Linked DNA regions of Homo sapiens: region 1 is linked to region 2. The links are chromatin contacts, found by Hi-C in ENCODE. All regions are on one chromosome and are shown on one strand. Each heading gives the region's core, a stretch centred on a gene start or an enhancer-like site at or near the end of the contact. The rest is flanking DNA. Distances are from core to core; before and after follow the strand shown. Region 1 overlaps LINC00970 (long intergenic non-protein coding RNA 970). Region 2 has its middle 35 kb from the start of XCL1.

Region 1 (6,645 bases), core at 1,759-4,258, 430 kb after region 2:
TTTATCAAAAGACAGGCAATAACACATGCTGGTGAGGATGCAGAGAAAGGGGAACCTTCCTACGCTGTTGGTGGAAACGTAAATTAGTACAGCCACTATGAAGAAGTATGGAGGTTCCTCAAAAAACCGAAAATAGAATTACCATGTGATCCAGCAATTTCACTTCTCAGTATATATCCAAAAGAAAGGAAATCAATATATCAGAACAACCCCTGCACTCTCATGTTTATTGCAACACTATTCACAATAGTCAAAATATGGAATCAATGTAAGTGCCCACCAATGGATGAATGGATAAATAAAATGTGGCATATGTAAGCAATGGAATGTTATTCAGCCATAAAAAAATATCCTGTCATGTTGTTGCAGCAACATGGATGGATATGGAGGTCATCATATTAAGTGAAATAAGCGAAGCACAGAAAGACGAAAAATCATGTGTTCTCAGTCACATGTGTAAGCTAAAAACTGGATCTCGTGAAGATAGTAGATTGGTAGCTGCAGAGGCAGGAAAGAGTGGAGCGGGGGAGAGAGGATGAAAAGAAGTTGAGTAGTAGGTATAAATATATACAGTTTGATAGAAGAAATAAGACCTAGTGTTAAATAAATCAGTGGGTGACTATAGTTTGCAATAAGCTGTTGTGTATTTGAAAATAGCAAGAAGAGAAGAATTTGAATCATTCTAGCATAAAGAAAAGGCAAACAGATAAGGTGATAGATATTCCAAGTACACTGATTTGATCTTTACAAATTCCATGAATGTATTAAATTATCACATGTACCCTGAAACCATGTTCATCTATTAGGCATCAATAAAAATTTAAAATGGAAAATTTTAAAAACTAGCTCAAAAATGCATAAGAAGAAATCTAAGTCAAGGTATCTCCCCTTGCTGAGCCCACATCTGGGAGGCAGCATGAAGAAATGAAATGAACAGGAACAACAATGGAAAAAGAACAGGCTCTGGAATCAAGCAGTCCTGGATGTGACAGGCAATGGGAACTTAGACCATCACATAAGTGTCAAACACTGAGCTTTCTCAACTGCAAGACACAGAAAACAATATCCACTTCATGGGTCTATTGTAAGCATTGGCCATGATATATTTATAGTGTCTGGCACAGAGTAGGTGCCAAAATTTGGTAGTTATTAATAGACAATTCACTTAACTCTGAGCTTAGTTTTATTATGTATAACAGGAAGGCAATAATTCCTATGAGAGAATAGATATGAAAAGGATTTCTGAGCTTTAAAATTCTCTGAAGAGTCAATATTGTTATCAATAATTGGGAAGTCAATATATATAGATACAGAGCATTAGCTAATACATAGGTTACATAAAAGTGTATGATTTCTATCTCTGAAAATATGGTAAACCAGGGCTGCAGGGGAGAGGGGAAGGGGCAGGTTGCAGTGTTAAAAATAGTGGTCAGACAAGCACATGTATGTTAACTGCAGCACTATTCACAATAGCAAAGAAATGGAATCAATCTAGGTGCCCATCAATGATGGACTGGATAAAAAAAAAATGTGGTACATATACACCATGGAATACTATATAGCCACAAAAAAAGAATGAAATCATATCCTTGGCAGCAACATGGATGCAGCTAGAGGCCATTACCCTAAGCAAATTAACACAAGAACAGAAAACCAAATACCACATGTTCTCATTTATAAATGGGAGCTAAACATTGAGTACATATGGACACAAAGAAGGAAACAATAGACCCTGGGGCCTACTTGTGGGTGGAGGGTAGGAGGAGGGAGAGGATTGAAAAACTACCTATCAGGTACTATGCTGATTGCCTGGTTGACAAAATTATCTGTACACAAAACCCCTGTGACGTACAATTTACCCACGTAACAAACATGCACATGTACCCCCTGAACCTAAAATACAAGTTGGAAAGAAAAAAGAATAGTAGTCAGAATAGGTCTCATTAAGAAGGCAAGACTTGAGCACAGACTTGTGGGAGGTGAGAAAATATCTGTGGGAGGGGCCTCCTGAAAGAGGGAAAGGTTAAAGCCAAGACCCTACAATGGGAGCGGGCCTGAGTGTTGAGGAGTGGCTCCAGGCCAGTGTGGCTAGAGCAGCACAAAGTGTAAGGAAGAGTGGTGGGCAAAAACTCAAAAAGGAAACAGCAGTCAGGAGATGCACGGCCCTAGTGCGCAATGTAAGGGCTTTGACTTTTACTCTCAGTGAAAACTATGACAGGGTTTTAAGCAGAGGAATAACATGACCTGACTTATGTTTTAGAAGAATTACTTTGAGAATAAAATTTCCAGTGGCAAGTAGAGAAGCAGGCTAACCTAAGCAAAACCCACTACAGGGATCCAGGTGGCAGATAGTGGCTGAAAGCCAAATTAGAAAGAGTTTAAGAGAAAAAATGGCACAACTAAGAGATTAGCACAGCTCTTGACTACAAAGCTGCAAACACAAAATTCAGTGCAGGGCCTGGAGAGTGCTCATGTGAGTGAGGGGCCCTGATGCTTAAGCTTTGTCAGCATCTGTGCACACCCACCTCTGTACAAGCCAAGGCCCCTGGCCTGGTCAGTTGGGTGGATGGTGAGGTGCTTACCAAGTTGGGTACCCAGGAGTAGATAAGAGTTTGCAAGCAGGAAGAAGACAGATCATGCATTTCACTGTGAGATTTTTGAGATTCAGAGGTCAGTGCAACATCTAAGTGAAAATGGCCAGGCTCTTTCTGCTCCTAACAATACTGCCAAGAGCTATCAGGATGACCTTTCTAAAAGGCACATCTGATCAAGTCACTTTCCTGCTTAAAAACCTCAGTGCTTCCCTTTGCCCATATTCCTTTGAAAAGAAACAGTTTCTCACAGTCTAGCCCTGGCCTGTCTTTCCAACTATGTCTTCCTCCATTCCATGCCTGGCACACTGTTCCCTCTGACTTGCAACTCCCTCTGTCTACAGTGTCCTTCTCTAACTACTAAACTCCTCCTCTCCCTACACTGCCCTGATCTAATAACTTCTGTGAAACCACGTCCCCTCCTGCACCTTCTTCAAGGCAGGACTAACCACTTCCTCTCTGCTGACTTAAAGCCCTCTGTACACAGTTCCATGAAATCTGCACCCAGAAATGCGAACCCATAAGCCTGAGAGGCAGGGTTGACAGCGGAACAATTATGGGTTTTAGAATTAGATTAACCTGGGTTAAAACACACACACTTGCTTGCTGTATATAACTTTAAGCATGTTATTTAATTTCTCTAAGCTCAGCTTCTTATAAAGGTAATGCCTATTTTGTAGAATAGGTGTCAAGATTAAATGAGAAAATTTAAGTAAATCACCCCAGATAGGACCTGGCACACAATAGGTGTCCAAAAATTATCATTTCCCTCCAGACCCTGTTCCTCTTGGGCAGAAAATGTGTTTAATTTATATTCTATATGTCCCATTGTCACTGGTCACCCAGCACATAATAGATGCTTGATAGACATTAACCTGAATGAATGGACCCTGTCTTCTCAGAAACATTTACATATACGTTTTAGAAGTACATGGGTTCAGAGGTTAGGATAGAAATTCTAAAGTGGACCTTGGCATGTAAATCCCCTTGGGTCTAATATCAAACCAATTGCTTCCCCTTGGCAGCAGCAGCAGAGCCCTTCTGTGTCTCTGGGGAGCATTCAGCCATCCAGTCTGTGAAGATTTCTCTCATTGCTCTCCAGAGCTTCCGTTACATCGTGCTCTTCTCACTTCCTTCTCAGCTGTGCTCCCACTCCTCAGCCTTGTTTGTTCTGTTTTCCTCCGCCATTTTTCACCACACACCATATGGCCTTCCCTTGCCTGCCTTAAGCTTGGAACTTCACAGCCTTCTCCAGGCTTCCCCAGGGCAACCTGGGCCCTCTGGGCCTGCTGACCACCCCCTTTAACTAGCAGCCCTGCCCTGATGCCTACTTTGAAACCCAGCACTGTTCCTAAGGAGACGCAGGACACAGAGCCTTTTAGTAAATTCACTTCAGGGGCTGGTTCTGCCAGTTAACTATGAGCCTAGAGTGTTTTGAACAGGTGGTGATCTTCCAAACACAATGTGATCGTGTGTTTAATCTTAGAATCATGAGAGGCTAGTAGGGCAGATACAGAAAAACACAATTTTACCTATTTGTTTCAACCTCCTCCAGCATCCAGTGAGGCAGCCTCCTGGTGCAGAGGATCCTTGACAAGCTCTGGAGTCTCGTGGACACAAGTTTGTGTCCCAGCTCTGTGTCTCCCTAGCGGTATTGTATGTATGCTTCTCAAGTTCTCTAAACCTTAGTTTCTTCATTTGTGAAACTAAGATAACAATACCTGCCACACAGAGTTATTAGTTGATATCATGCGTTTATTTGTTATCTAGCAATACATAACAAATCAGCCCAAAACTTAGTGCCTTGCAAGAGCAATGCTGTTTATTAGCTCTTGTGGGTTTTGTAGGCCAGGAATTTGAGAGCAGCTGAGCTGAGCTAGTCTGAATCGGGGTCTCCCAGGTGATTGAGGCAGACTGGTCAGTGGCTAGAGCTGGGGTCAATTTCAAGGCTTCTTCATTCACAGGTCTTGTTCCCATGCTGGGAAGACAAATAGCTGGAGCAGGGGCTGGAGCAGCTGTGGCTCCCCAGGCACCTCCCTCTATCCCTTTGGGACCCACCACATGGTCCTTCTGCATGGTCCCTTCAAGGTCTCCAGATTTCTTATGAGGTAGCTCAGGGCTCCAAAGGCATGTATCTCACTTGAGAGAGAAACAGGTGAAACCATATCCTCTTTTCTGGCCTGGCTGGAAAGTCACACAGTGACATCACTTCCATTGCCTTCTATTTATTAGAAGCAAATCACTACCACCAGACTGTATTCTAGGAGAGCAGAATTAGACCGCTCCTTTTATTTGAAATAGTGCCGAAAATTTGTGGACATGCTTTAAAAACACCATAGTATGTGTGATGCCCAGTCCTCAATAAGTAGCATCAATTTTTTTTATGTATCAGGTGAGTTGAAAAATAAGACAAAAAAATGCCTCTGTGCCCTATCATTCCTATCTTCACTCTCCACAAACACACTCACCATGAAACAAGGTGAAAGCACTTAGCAATGTAGGCAAAGGTAAAAAGGAAGCATAAAAAGGGGAGGCAAAAACAATGATCGTTGACATTTATTGAACACTTGCTCTGTGGCAAGCCCAGTGTTATATGCCTTACGTACATTATCTATTTTAATCCTCAGAATGATACCAGGGGTTTATCATTAACCTCCTTTTATGGAGAATTCTAGAGTCTACCAATATTACATGCATTATCCAGGATTAGACAGTTTAGTAAAGACATAACAAGGAGTGGAACACAGGCGAGCTGACTCCAGAGCCCTTGTGCCCAACCGCTGTGCACACTACTGAGATCATTTCAGCTGAGATAAGCAGCTGGGAAACCTTTGGCTTAACTTTTCCCTCCCTTGGAAATACCAATTTGAGAGGCAGGGTACCTAAGGGAGCAGGTGGAGTAGAACCCAATAATTCAAAAATTCTTGAGTCTGGAAAGACAAATGCCAGGTTGTTGTTGATGAGAAGAGAGCACGAGAAGTAAAGGACTGCCAGACAGCCAGGTAGCAGGGAGGCTGGGATGCCTGGCCCCACTCAGCCACTTACTGGGCTCTCCCCAAATGCTTAGCAGAGAAGGCCTTGAACAGTCTAACAAGGGTCTCTTCCACCACCACTGTGCCAGCTTAGCTATCTCAAGTTTGTGAAGTTTGGCACCACCTCCTACTTCTCCTCCCACCAGGAATAATTCAGGGGATTCCCCACAGCCTCTCCTTCAGGATGTGGAAACCACCCCACTTTGAGTTGACAGGTGTCCTGAAACTTTGCTGGGTGATTAAACAGGAAGAGATTGTTGAACAGGGACTGAGGAAAATCTCGTCATCAGATTCAGTCTTCCTGGTAAGGACTTGGGTGAGGCACTAAGGGGATGGAGCACAGTTTTCTCCAGGGTCCATAAGAGCATCATGCGGCTCAGACCCTGGACCCAGACCCACGGAGGTTCTGGCACAGGTAGAGATGAGCTGTGGTCTCACTCGGGGCTCCTGAGAACTAGAGCAATGCCTCTTGCAGTTGGCCACACTTAGGTCCCCACCACTGCCTCCTCCAGCATTTCATTCCTTGGATGCCTTCTGAGATCCACTCCTGGGTGTCCAGGGCCCTGTCTTCATTTGTTCCTTTCCATCCCTGTTGTCTGAACTTGTTTTAGACTATAGTTGCCCTCAAAGTACTTTCTTCTCTCTTATTCTAGGATAGCCTTCAAAGTATCCTTAATTCAATATATTCAAAGTCCATCATTCAAAAAATATTTATGAAGCACATACTATGTGCCAAACATGGTTCTAGGTACTAGGGATTCTGCAAGAAACAGGATAGGCAAAGTCTCTGGCTTCCCTGAGCTTATAGTCCAGGGAGCCTTAACAAAAGGAGAATTCAGATTTCACCAAAAAATAGCCTAGGTGGGTGGGGGCAACACAGGAAAAACATTCAAAATAATGTCAGTAATTTTCCTTTTACATCTAACTGAAACTGCAGCCTGCCAGAGTTTGTGAAGCATAATGGAAGTGAGATGCCATCTCTGGCACTGAACGACGGCCTGCAGCAAGTCACTTGGCCTCTC
Region 2 (6,807 bases), core at 4,169-6,668:
TGGCTTTTTTGGCTTTCCCAGCCTAGGTATGTTGTGTTGATTGTAAGCAGTTCCTTCTTCCTGCCTCTGCAGGTGATGAACCCGACCCTATAAAATGCTTTGTCCTCACTAGAAAGATATTCTGTGGCTCAATTCCACCTAATAAAGGCAGATGGATTGGTGAACTGGGCTTGATGGTCTTTGCTCTGTAAGACAAGGAGAATCCACATGAAGGTGAAGTACAGATATTTTAGGGCCTGAGCTTCCTGGGGTGAGACTTCAAAGGCTCTCAGGAAAGCAAGAGAGTGGCTGTGGCTGGTCAGAGGCAAAAGGAGGAGATGTTGGCGCCATTCACTCTCGCCAGCAGGAAACTGGGACTAGCCCATGGCCCCAGGGAAAATTCTTAATATTTTCACTGTAGAACATTCTAGTAAAGCCAGGCGGGAAGCAATTACTGACAAGGTCAGTCTATGAAGTGAGGTAATTGAGAAGATTTAGCACAAACCAGTATGTCCTTCATTTCTCTTGGCAAAGTAGATTTGATGATTTTGGCTGGCTTTACGCGGCTGGCGATTGTCGCAGCAGGTTGGGTGACGCGCTGTGCTAGCAGAGAGGTCAAAGCACTGACTCACAGGCCTCCTTCTCAAGTGTCCCTACTTCCTTAGGAAGAAGAGTTCGCTGTCCATGGTTAGATCAAGCTGCCTTTCTGACCTGTCACAGGGTATTTGTTGTGCTGGATTTGTCGTTTCAGGGCATGACTATTTGACAGCTCCTGAGAGGAGGACAACCTAGTAGCATTTCAGCTTTCACTGTCTCGCCCGGGGTTTTAATGATAGAGATGAATTCACTGCATGTGTGCACGGGGCTTATGTAAGCTGCAAGCAGTAGCGCAGAGTGGAGAATGGGAAGACATGCGGGGGCGGCACCGCAGTGCAGATCAGAGCTTGGAGAGCTGGGCTGAGTTCGCAGCACATGGAGGTGCAGCGACTGCAGGCTGCAATGCAGAGCCAGTCAGAGAGCCTGCAGCAGGGGAGGAGGGGGCAGCTTAGGAGCTTCTAGGGGTGGCGCTGGGGCATAAAGCCCTAATTTGGCCCTGTTCAGAGGGGAGGGCTGGGAATGGTGGGGAATACTGCCCTACTGGGGCTTGTTTGTGACAATGGGTGGGGTATGAAGTGTGGGAGGTTGCTGAGGAGACAGAGGGGGGAGGGAAAGGCCAGATGCCCTGGAACTGCGGTGGAGGGGTGCGGTATTAAAGCAGCAGGCCCCTGTAACTGATTAGCTGAACAATTTCACTTTACGGGCTTCTCCTTTTCTGTCTGCTCAAACTACTCCTTCCTCCCCACCGTCACCCCTGCTCCCCCCACCGCCCTCTAAGTTCTCTCTTCTTTATAATCCCAGCCAGACTCCTCCCCATCTTGGACTTTCCTAAACCATGGCCTACAGCTGCCCACCCCAGCACCTAGTAAATAACACCTTTCCTTGATGTCTCAGTGGGGTGATGGGCAGATATCTCTGCTGGAGTCATCATGTTTGAGGATGCTCAGGATCTCAGCTGAGTGGCCACCTCCACGTAACACCAGTCTGCCCCAATCCCACAATCTTTATTTGAGCTTATTCTGCATAAAGAACTGGGCTAGGTCCTTCAGGGAATGTTACTGCCCTCTAGGGCTGGCAGGATAATGGTAAGAAATAGGACAAGAGCTCAGATGAATAAAGCATCCAGCCGAACACGGTACCTGAATACCTCAAGAAAGATGCAAAGTGCTATGTTTGTGTGTGTTTTCTATAGGTTCAAATACCTAACATCTCTTTTTTTCGAGCTGATTTACTGCTTTGCAGGAACAGTATATGGATTATTTTTTTTCTGATCTCTAAATCCGATGGGGTTTTCAATAGGGCAAAGGCTGGAGGTATATCTCAGTTTCTGTTACTGTCTTTTTGATCTAGCAGAGAAAGTTTGCCTTTAAAATCAGGCAGACCTGGGTGTAAATCTTGGCACTGCCACTAACATGCTTTGTGATGTGGGGCAAGTAACCCCACTTGCCATCTGTTTTTGCATCTGTAAAAGACAGATTAAATAAAAAGTGGTTAAGGAGCACAGGCTCTGGGGTTAAACTGTCTGGGCTTGAATCCAGAATCCACCAAATACTGTGGGATCTTGGGTAAGTTGCTTAACTTCCTGGTGCATCAGTTTCTTCATCTGAAATATGGGAATAATAATAGCACCTATCTCATAAGTTTACTGTAATAATGCAATATGTCAATACATGCAGAGAGCTTAAAATAGTGGCTGGTATAGAGTAAGTATCTTCTAATATTGATGGAATCAATATCAGTTATATCACAAGGATGCTGTGAGATATAAATTAGACAACATACATAAAAATACCTGGAAAATACATATGAATATTTCTGAATATCTTCTTCCCTTGTTTATCATGAGTTGGAAACCACAGAAAAGCCTTCTGTTCTAACATTCTGTAGCACATAATTTAGTCTAATATGAACAGATTTTTTTCTTTTTTGCCACTTTTCTTTAAAAAAATGGAAACTTAAGTTGATATAGTGAGTGATTACTAATATGATATAGTAACTGTTAACATTAAGCCAAAAAGTTATGCTAAAGTACAATTTTCAAAAAGGTAAAATCATGACTCACATGCAAATGTAACATGAATAAATGTCAAAAATTTTACTTAACCCATTAATTAATTAGGGAATGAGTAAGATGCTAAAATGAGTTCAAGGAGAATTTGAAGAATACACACACACACACACACACACACACACACACACACAAAATCAGGAGTGCTGAAATGAATTTGCTAAAAAGATAAATGACGAGTTAATGGGTGCAGCACACCAACATGGCACATGTATACATATGTAACAAACCTACATGTTGTGCACATGTACCCTAGAACTTAAAGTATAATAATAAAAAAAACAAAAACAAACAACTGCAAAAGGTAGAAAACTGATTAATAGCCTACAATGCTGTAAAGTCAAATGTTTGGCATTAACTTGTTTTACAGGATGAAAATCAATCAAATTTCTACCAATCTACTTGCATTTCTCTAGATAAGAATAATTTACTTTACTCTCAGTTTTCTAAAACTTAAATTCTATTCCTTCAGGGTTGTAAAATTAACTAGTGAATGAAAACAGTGAAAGATGCACACCCTGTGGAATCAGATGACCCCCGAGAGTCTGCTAGCCAGTGCTCATCCCCTTACTGAAAGGGCCCCCAGAACCTCATAATTCAAGGCAAATCAAAGAGAAAATACCTTTGGAGTTAGATAGGGGAGTTTAATTTGTGAAAAGTACACTTGTCAGTTGATTTTATAACCTAAGGAGAATCTGCATTCGTGTTGTTACCTTGTCACACACCTTGGATTCCTAGATTCAAGACCACCATCCCTAAGATGTGAGATATCTGTAGAGGCCACTGAAGTGATGGCTGGTGCCAGAGGCTGCTTTTTGCTGACTGACTTCTCAGAGAGACTCCATGGCCTGATAAATCCTCTTCCAATGGTGTTGCAGGCTTGAGAGAGAAATCATGCCACACGTCTCCGGGGCCTGCAATAGGAAACCCAAGAGAGGTGGGGAGATCTAGACTCCAGGTAGTGGGTTGATGGATGCTAAGCTGCTGGGCCACAGTTCAGGGTAGCTCTCTCTTCAGACTTCTTTCTGGGGCTCCCAGTAGTGCCCATCACAAGTCCCTGAGCCATATACATATTAACATGTTTATAAAGTAGCAGAAAATTTCTCTGACTTTTTAAATCCCTCTGGGTATAATCATGGGCTAGTGGAGATGCTTAGAATGAGCATGATTAGGACTCCCTGGAAAGTTTTCTCCAAGAACTCAGGCTGAGTATGTCCTTACTTTCCAGAAGAGAGTCGGCTATGTTCCCCAAAGCATGGCCTGAGAGCCCCCTAAGTGTCAATCACTTTGAATGTTACCTCCAAACTCATGCGGATGGGGACACTTAAATAATCAGTGGGCCAAATGCTCTCTTTTCTCCTCTTTCTGGAGCTGAGACCAGCCAGTTTCTCAGTCACCAATGGGAGGAGGAAGGATAAGGGAGAGACGGCAGACACAGAGGCTCTTGGTTTGAGATGCTGGGTGATATGGCAAATTGACCACAGTGCTCCTCTATTCCTTTTGAGTTTGGGGGAACCAGGGAGAAGTGAGGGCAAACACGGTGGAGTAAATCAAGTATGATTTATTCATGGACTGGCAAGGAGCTCTCTCTTTCTTGCTTGGGCCACATAATTAAGTCTAATTAATGGAAAGTGATTGTAGAGGGAGTTCAGAGCCTATTTCCGGTTATCATTATCCAAAGACAGCAATCAAAATGTAGATGAGCTGTCTCTATCTTACCCCAGGAGGGAAACATGACTTCTTGATAATGAAGGGGAAATGGCAAATGGATGCTGCTTGTGGCTTCCCTATCCACAGTGGCTGCCAGGGTGATGGTGGGGGATGGAGGACCAGCAGACCCACTTTGTGTTCTGAAATGATGCCACCCTGTCTCCACTGTCTGCTTTCTGCCAGGACAGCCTAAGTGCTGCACTAATGCTCTCTTCTCACGCTGCTGGGAGAGAGGCAGGAGGCCAAGGAGTCTTGTTTCTTCCTCCCTTCACCCTAACCTCAACAAAGATGAGCAGCTAAGTAGCTTTCCTCAAAGTACACCAGACAATCAGGATTTTTAACCAGAAAGGACACTTTGGAGCATTGCAGTTTGGCAGCATTAGAGATCCACTCTCATTCTGACCTTCAATCTAAATAATTAGAGCCTTCTCATCTAACTAAACAAAGAAGATCTGGGGCAGCATGGGACAGAATTAGAAATAACCACCGGGAGATCCGAGCCCAGCCTGAGGAGGACAGCCCGGTGCCATAGCCCAAATGGGAGAAAACAAATCAGATGGAGGCAGACATCTTCCCAATCTGCATCTGTTTTTATTATTTTTGAAAAACAGAAAAATGACTCACAACAAACCCCTCTAAGAACAAATCAGCCTGGGATGAAATTTCCAGTGCACCTCTTTCCCTGACAGGATCATAAATTAACCCTGGGCTGCAGCAGCTGCTGGGGCATCACTCTGGCTGCTTCCAGCCTGTCCCGGGAGAGCCCCCTATGGCCCCTCCCTCCCCGCCTATGTCAGCGCCGCTAAATTTAGCTCTTCCAGCATGTGCACAGTTTATATTTAGTGCCTAAAAGTCAGAGTTCAATGTGCAATTCATCAAGTCATCAATCATCCCTCCATCCAAGCGACACATTATAGAAAAATACTTTCAAAAGACTCGCTTGCTCTCCACAAGGGGTAGAAGCCATTCTAAGAAGGAATTCACTGGGCCAGAGGGGTTTTCTCCTCACTCTGGTGTGTGAGGAGTGCCTGAGAATGCCAAGCTTGGAGTGGGGGTGAGTGGAGGGGGGAAGAAGAGAGGGAGGGGGAGGACTCAGAAAGTGGACAGCAAGCCCCGCTACACTCAGTCTGTCCCTGCTGAAATTCAGGCAGCCGGCTGTGGGTCTTAAGGCCCCTGCTTAGATGTTCGTTCCTGTTGGGAGCTTGCCTTGAGACCCTGCAAAGAAATTGGGAGGCACCCGCTGCACACATTGTTTTCTCTGCCACTCTCAATAGCAGCAAACAAATCACCCAGGATGTTGCTGAAATGCAGGTTCCCGTTTGGTATGTTCAGGGTAAGATCCTGCACTTCTAACAAGCTCCCATGAGATTCCCAGGCTGCAGGCAAGGTCCACAGTTGAGAGGCAAGGGCCCTGCTGTAATCGCCTGGAAACGGAAACGTGCTATCTTCTGTCACAGACCGTAAACTCCCTGAGGGCACTGACCTCACATGCCCCCGATACATAGTCAGTGCTTAATAAATATTTTTAATGTATGAAAACAGTGATCTGATTCCTCAGGAAGGTCTTCTAAAGCCATCTCCTATTTTGATTCACTAGCAACAGGAGCAGCTAAAATGTATAGGACTTTATCATTGACAAAGCATTTTGAGGTTTACTTTAATCCTTATAGTCACCTTATGAAATATTATTGTTGTTATCTTAAAGTAATTTTTTAATAGAAAAAACCTGAGAGAAATTAAACGATTTAGCAAAAATCACACAGCTTCAAAGCACAGAGTCAAGAATCAAATTTTGGTCTTCTGGTTCAAAAGCCCAGTCATGGAGCCCAGTGACACTGTGGATGTGCCCTTGGCCAGGAATGGGAGAATGTGCCTCCTCCAGAGCATGGCCCAAGAGTGAGGCAGTTTTGACTCTTCTTTGGGGTCCTCCAGAGACTCTGGAAAGGAGCTTAAGTCTGACGCAATGTCCATGGAGGGGGGCCAGAGCTGTTGTTGATCTCAAGGTGTAAAAGGCTTGGGTAGGGCAGTGGAGGGGCTGCTCTGAGGCAGAGCTGATGCCAGGCTGACCTGCTGTAGCAAGCTCAGATGTTCCCTCAGGGGATGAGCGTGTATGTTCATGGGTGAAGGAGGATGTTAGGTGAGGAGAAAGCTAGCAGGTCTTCATTTATACCACACCCCACAACTACCACCATGATTGCAGGGCAATGGAACTGTACCCAAGTAAGGGAGAGATCCCAGTACATGGGCAAGAAGGCTTGTGTTCATGGATTTCAGTTCAGGCCCTGAGCTGCTCATGCTCTCTCACCCAGAGATCTCCCTTTCAACAGAATCAACAATGAGTATCGCAACTGGGGGTGTGGCATCAAAGCACAACTGGGGCTGGTGTGGAGAGGCTGGGTTTTCCTGCTTCTAAGGGGCAACCCAAGAGACAGGTGGTTGACTGAATCCATGCA

The links. Hi-C counts contacts between places; a loop is a spot of excess contacts on that map. Pooled maps may share reads with other maps.
Region 1: a loop to region 2 is called in a map of sciatic nerve, with 7 times the contacts of the local background. The contact joins two enhancer-like sites. A Hi-C loop is called at or near these places in 2 of 168 maps with a recorded cell type or tissue (prostate gland and sciatic nerve) and 2 of 50 pooled maps.

The regions. Positions count from the first base shown.
Region 1 is chr1:169,041,508-169,048,152 of GRCh38, forward strand. All of the region lies in intron 3 of LINC00970 (long intergenic non-protein coding RNA 970), which reads right to left. Among named protein-coding and RNA genes, the nearest start is that of LINC00970, 42 kb to the right of the region's middle. RefSeq lists enhancers at 2,852-3,111, 3,664-3,793. Within about 2 kb of position 3,009, at least 6 of the 41 ENCODE cell types and tissues checked have a DNase peak (open chromatin) inside an H3K27ac peak, as active enhancers do.
Region 2 is chr1:168,608,698-168,615,504 of GRCh38, forward strand. No RefSeq gene overlaps it. Among named protein-coding and RNA genes, the nearest start is that of XCL1, 35 kb to the left of the region's middle. Within about 2 kb of position 5,419, at least 7 of the 41 ENCODE cell types and tissues checked have a DNase peak (open chromatin) inside an H3K27ac peak, as active enhancers do.